Linked DNA regions of Mus musculus: region 2 is linked to region 1. Evidence: chromatin loops called from intact Hi-C (ENCODE). Cell type or tissue: gastrocnemius. All regions are shown on one strand. Links, peaks and the distances in the headings refer to the core of each region. The heading gives the core; the rest is flanking DNA. Region 1 overlaps Gm32200 (predicted gene, 32200). Region 2 overlaps Dtl (denticleless E3 ubiquitin protein ligase).

Region 1 (2,923 bases), core at 314-2,813:
TTCTTCATCGTCCTGCAAAGCTGGGATTATGGTCTGTGCGTTTTTATATTTAGACTAGAAAATTAAAGCGACAGTGACTTTCTGTTTGCTGTTTGGTTGGTTTGTGACAGCATCTTAACTATGTAGCTTAGGCTGGCCTGGAACTTCCCAGAAACCAGACCAGCCCGGAACTCACAGGTATTTTCCTGCCTCTGCCCCCTGGGGTTGGAGATAGGCAACATTATGCTTGTCCCTAGAAGTGATAATTCCATATTCTGTTCTTTCTTTACGCACCTGTGATTTTGAAATCTCAGTAATGACTTTATCTAACAACGCATGATGAGATTCTGTTTTGAGACCACCCACCCCACGGTTTCTATCAGACTCTAAGACAAGGGTCGGATGTTTCTAATTTTCCACAGCAATGACCATCCTGGTAGTGAAAAAGAGCTTAGGCAGTGTGTGCTGGAGCAGGGCTGCTCACCTGGTGCCGGCCAGAAGCAGGCAAAGCAACAGGAGGGGCCCAAGGACAAGACACCCCCAAAGGCACACCCCCAAAGGCACACCCCCTCGTGACCTATTTCTTCCAGGTACATCCTGCTCCTAAGGTTTCCACTGCCTCCCAAAATAGTATCATCAGCTGCAAGCCAGGCCTTCAACACAATTCAAACTCTAACACGTGTATGTATTTCTATATACACACAGCTACACATATGCACACAAACATGCAAAGTTCACTAGAGTTTCTTGAATGTTCAGTTTAGAGATTTACTCCATCCTCCAGACTATAGAATACATTTCAAGATCCTTAGCCTGTGTGTACACATGACAGGAGGCTTCCCAGGAGAGGGACAGGATGCTGGGAGACAGGAGGAAGAAAGCTTTCTTGTTGACCTTAGTCCCTGGATGTTTGCTTTTTCTACAGGCATGTATATTGTACTTAAAAGTTCCACCCAGGCATGTTTGCCTGCTAAAACAGAGATTGAAAGCCAGCAGTCCTCAGGCTAAACACAAACATGGTTTCATTTGACCTACACAGTGTTTTAAAAATAAGGAAATACTCAGTGGCGTTACATAATTAGGATCGATAATCCAAAATTCCAACTTCTCCTGAAAAATGGAAAAGTAGAAAATATTTCACCTGCATTTTCATGTGCTAGCAATGGAGCAAAGTTGGGCTGGGTTGTTTGTTTGTTTGGTTTGGTTGTTTTAAAGTTTATATGTGAGAGTGTGTTGCCTGCTTGTATGTCTGTGCCCCTGGTGTCCCTAGAGGCCAGAAGAGTGCGTTGGATCCCCTGGGACTGGAGTTACAGATGGTTGTGAGCCACTTTGTGGACATGGGGAACTGAAACCAGGTCCTCTGGAAGAGCGGGCAGTATTCTTAGCTGCTGAGCCACCCTTCCAGCCCCAGGGCTATTATTATCTTTTAAGTAGAACAAGTGTTTGCATGTTCTGCCATGGTCTTACTAGTTACTTTTCTTAATGCTGTGACCAGATACCTGACAAGAAGCACCTGAAGGGATGGGCATGACGACACATGCCTGTAATCCTCACATTCAGGAGGGTGAGGCAGGGGGTCAACCCAGGGTCATTCTCAACTCTATTGCAAGTTTGAGGCCAGTGTGACTATATGAGACCTCATCTTAAACAAACAAACAAACATGGACCAAGAGAGGAAGGGATCATCTGGGCTCGTGGTTTGAGGGGCAACAGTCTCTCATTGTAAGCAAGGCATGGCCCCTTGCAGCTGAGACAGGCCAAGAATGATGCAGAGTTGCTGGGCCAGTGGTCAGAAAGCAGAGGGCAGAGGAAGCCAGGGTTGGTATATAGCCCCCAAGTTTGCCTCCTGGGAATCCGCTTCCTCCAGTGAGACCCCACCACACCTTCTAAAGGTTTGACAACCTGCCAAAGTAGCACTGCCAGCTGGGGACCCGGTGCTCAAAGTCATGAGGCTCTGGGGGGACATTCCACTTCCAAACCTAATGGTCCCGGCTTCTCTGTTGGGTTAGCTTTAGTCTGTCTCCCGACCTTCTGGATCATTTGAGTTTTTCAAACAGCCAGAGCTCCCAGATAAACAATTCTTACACCTAAATTTTAATTTCAGATAGCAAAAATTGGTATAAAAATGTCCCATATGTCGCTGAGTATTTAATATTTTCATCTAATATTAAATCTAGCAGTTCTAGATTAATTTTAGGTCTATGAATGTTTTGCCTGCATAAAGATCTGTGTCCCGCATATATGCCTAGTGCCTGTTGAGGCCAGAAGACAGCACTAAACTCCCCAGAGCTGGAGTTACATGCAGTTGTAAGCCATCATGGTGGTCCTGGGGATCAAACCAGGTCCCCTGCAAGATCAGCAAGTGATATTACACACAGAGCCGTCTTCCCAGGTTCTAAATTTGGCAATTCTAACCAGCTCTTCAGCTTTTACAGCCTGGCCTCCACGACCCCAACTTTATCTCCTGTTGCTCTCTCTTCCTCAGATCCTTCCCTCTGATCCAGTCAGAGTGCTGGCCAGCTTCCTGCATGTGGTGTTTACATCCTTCTGACTGGGAAGTCCTGGCTCTGCTCCTTCATGGTTATTCAATATTACATTATTGTCTCTTGAAGACAAATTGAAGTTCCAGGCCTAAGGAACGGTTCTCTGCTTTGATTCCTGCACTCTCTGCCCCCACACTCTGACCTCTGACCCGTGGACACTCTCTGCCCCCACACTCTGACCTCTGACCCGTGGACACTCTCTGCCCCCACACTCTGACCTCTGACCCGTGGACACTCTCTGCCCCCACACTCTGACCTCTGACCCGTGGACACTCTCTGCCCCCACACTCTGACCTCTGACCCGTGGACACTCTCTGCCCCCACACTCTGACCTCTGACCCGTGGACACTCTCTGCCCCCACACTCTGACCTCTGACCGTGGACACTCTCTGCCCCCACAC
Region 2 (2,923 bases), core at 174-2,673, 97 kb before region 1:
CTAGCTCTTGTACTTGTCTGGTGATCTAGGTTCAATCCCCAGTACAACCATAAAAATGAAAGGAAAGAAGAATACTTTATGGCCTGCAAAGATGGCTTAGTTGGTAAAGTGCTTGCCACACAGACATGAGGACCTGAGTTTAATTTAGATCACTAGCACCCACGTGTAATCTTTGCTGGGGAAGTCCTGGGAGACTCCTGGGGCTTATGGCCAGAGCTAGCCTTGTAGAATTGGCGAGCTTCAGGTTCAGTGAAAGAGACTTATCTAAGGTTGGCAATGGAAAAGACACCTGGTATCTTTGACCTCCGGCCTCCACATGGTGTATATACGGCTCACAGGACACACATACACGATGTAAACTAACCCTGGTGCATTATTAAGTGTGCACTCTTATGTATACTTTCCTATACACATGGTGTATATACGGCTCACAGGACACACATACACGATGTAAACTAACCCTGGTGCATTGTTAAGTGTGTACTCTTTTATGTATACTTTCCTATACACATGGTGTATATACGGCTCACAGGACACACATACACGATGTAAACTAACCCTGGTGCATTGTTAAGTGTGCACTCTTTTATGTATACTTTCCTATACACATGGTGTATATACGGCTCACAGGACACACATACACGATGTAAACTAACCCTGGTGCATTGTTAAGTGTGCACTCTTTTATGTATACTTTCCTATACACATGGTGTATATACGGCTCACAGGACACACATACACGATGTAAACTAACCCTGGTGCATTGTTAAGTGTGCACTCTTTTATGTATACTTTCCTATACACATGGTGTATATACGGCTCACAGGACACACATACACGATGTAAACTAACCCTGGTGCATTGTTAAGTGTGCACTCTTTTATGTATACTTTCCTATACACATGGTGTATATACGGCTCACAGGACACACATACACGATGTAAACTAACCCTGGTGCATTGTTAAGTGTGCACTCTTTTATGTATACTTTCCTATACACATGGTGTATATACGGCTCACAGGACACACATACACGATGTAAACTAACCCTGGTGCATTATTAAGTGTGTACTCTTTTATGTATACTTTCCTATAGTGTAGTACCAAAGAGTCTTGAGTTTCGTTTGCCTTTCTGCAATTTTAAAATAGTTCTTGTGGATAGGTTTGCTTTTTAGAATGCTAGCTAGGTGTGTTGACACATGCTTAGTCCTAGCACTCAGGTAACAGAGATAGGTGGATCTCTGAGTTTAAGGACAACCAGGACTACATGATAAAGAGACCTTGTGTCATGTCAAAACAAATGAGAGAGTTAAATGTACGGGTAAACGTTGCCTGGTGATGACTTGCCTTTCCACTTTGACTTTGGAAAGGACAAGGACTTCATGCTTGTGATTTTTGTTTTCAATTCACAGTATTGTAATGTACTAATAATTACATCCCATGCTCAGTTTAGCATAGAAAAATTAAGTTGAAGCCACGCATAATACCACATGCTTAAAATCTCAGTGTTTGGGAGACTGAGGCAGGAGGGTCGGTCAGGAGTTCAAGGCCATCTTAAGCTTCCTCAGAACAACAGCAAGTCAAAGTGAGTTAATTATAATGAAAGCCGCCATTGGGTTTTAGACTTTTTGCCATATCTGAAACATTTGCAATGTGCTTTATACCACCTTTTCCTAGACCAGCAGAGAGCAATAAAAACAGGGTTAGTCACAGGTGATGGTTGCCCACACCTTTAATCCCAGCCCTTGATAAGCAGAGGCAGGCAAATCTGAGAGTTCAAGGCCAGTCTGGTCTACAGAGTGCAGGACAGCCAAGACTACACAGAGAAACTCTGTCTTGAAAAACAAAACAAATATGATTAGTAGGAAATTCAATTTATATTTTTCTGTTCAGGGCTGGTGAGATGGCTCAGTGGGTAAGAGTACCCGACTGCTCTTCCAAAGGTCCAGTGTTCAAGTCCCAGCAACCACATGGTGGCTCACAACCATCCGTAACAAGATCTGACGCCCTCTCCTGGAGTGTCTGAAGACAGCTACAGTGTACTTACATATAATAAATAAATAAATCTTTAAAAAAATAATAATAATAATAATTTTCTGTTCATAGTTCAGTGCAAAAGATAAATAACTTCAGCTTTGAAGCAGTGATCAGAATGAAGGAACTTCTATTTTGCAGGTCTTTATCATAGTGAGGGGTTTTGTTGTTGTTGAATGTTATATCTGTGTGTACAGTTAAAGGCTATTATTGAGCCATTGTGTAGGTGCTGGGAATTGAACCCCGGGCCTCTAGAAAAACTCAGTGCTCTTAACTCTGAGAACCAATTTTTGGTCTTGTTTTTATTTAAAAGGTATAAATACAAAGTATTTTTTTCTCCCAGTGTGTTTTTTTAAATGGTATGGATTATCTAGTAAGAAACCTAACCCTGATGAAGCAGTTTACAGATGAGCATATATTATGCCCCTCTGGGTCTGTCTATCACTCAGCCTGTTAAAGAGTTAGATTTAAAAAAAAAAAAAAAACAAAACAGGTGTATCTCTGAGTTCCAGGATATCCAGGGCTACACAGAGAAAAAAAAAATGCCAATAATAATAATAAACAACTTCGGCATGTCAGCCAAAATTCAAATGATTCTTTTCACTTATTTTTACCTTTTTCATGCAACAAATATTTGAGGCTTTATTCTGTTTAAATTACTACAGTCTAGAAAAAGTGAGACGTACCCTCAAAGCTCACAGTGGTAAGATCAGTGGAGAAAGTCCTATAGGATAAGATAGGATTAGGCATCCTGCATTCTTTTTCATGAAATTGTCATATGACATTTGGTCAATTCCATAGCAAGTTTATGTTATGTTGAGTTACGTAGATTGGGTCTAATACAAACCTTATTTTTTTTTTTTTAAATATTTATTTATTTAATGTAAGT

Evidence for each region. Peaks named below come from ENCODE experiments on the same cell type or tissue, not always from the same donor. Only the 100,000 strongest peaks of a DNase experiment are listed, where the experiment ranks them.
Region 2: it touches region 1 in a loop (2.3-fold over the local background); 2 of 42 quality-filtered maps call a loop at or near these places.

Annotation. Positions count from the first base shown.
Region 1 is chr1:191,456,878-191,459,800 of GRCm38, reverse strand. The region is part of intron 2 of Gm32200 (predicted gene, 32200); the gene reads left to right. Among named protein-coding and RNA genes, the nearest start is that of Gm32200, 6.7 kb to the left of the region's middle. In gastrocnemius, for the core only: a CTCF peak has its summit at 1,260; no DNase peak of the experiment used is centred there; H3K27ac peaks cover 2,383 bases.
Region 2 is chr1:191,553,437-191,556,359 of GRCm38, reverse strand. The region is part of intron 10 of Dtl (denticleless E3 ubiquitin protein ligase); the gene reads left to right. Among named protein-coding and RNA genes, the nearest start is that of Dtl, 21 kb to the left of the region's middle. In gastrocnemius, for the core only: no CTCF peak of the experiment used is centred there; no DNase peak of the experiment used is centred there.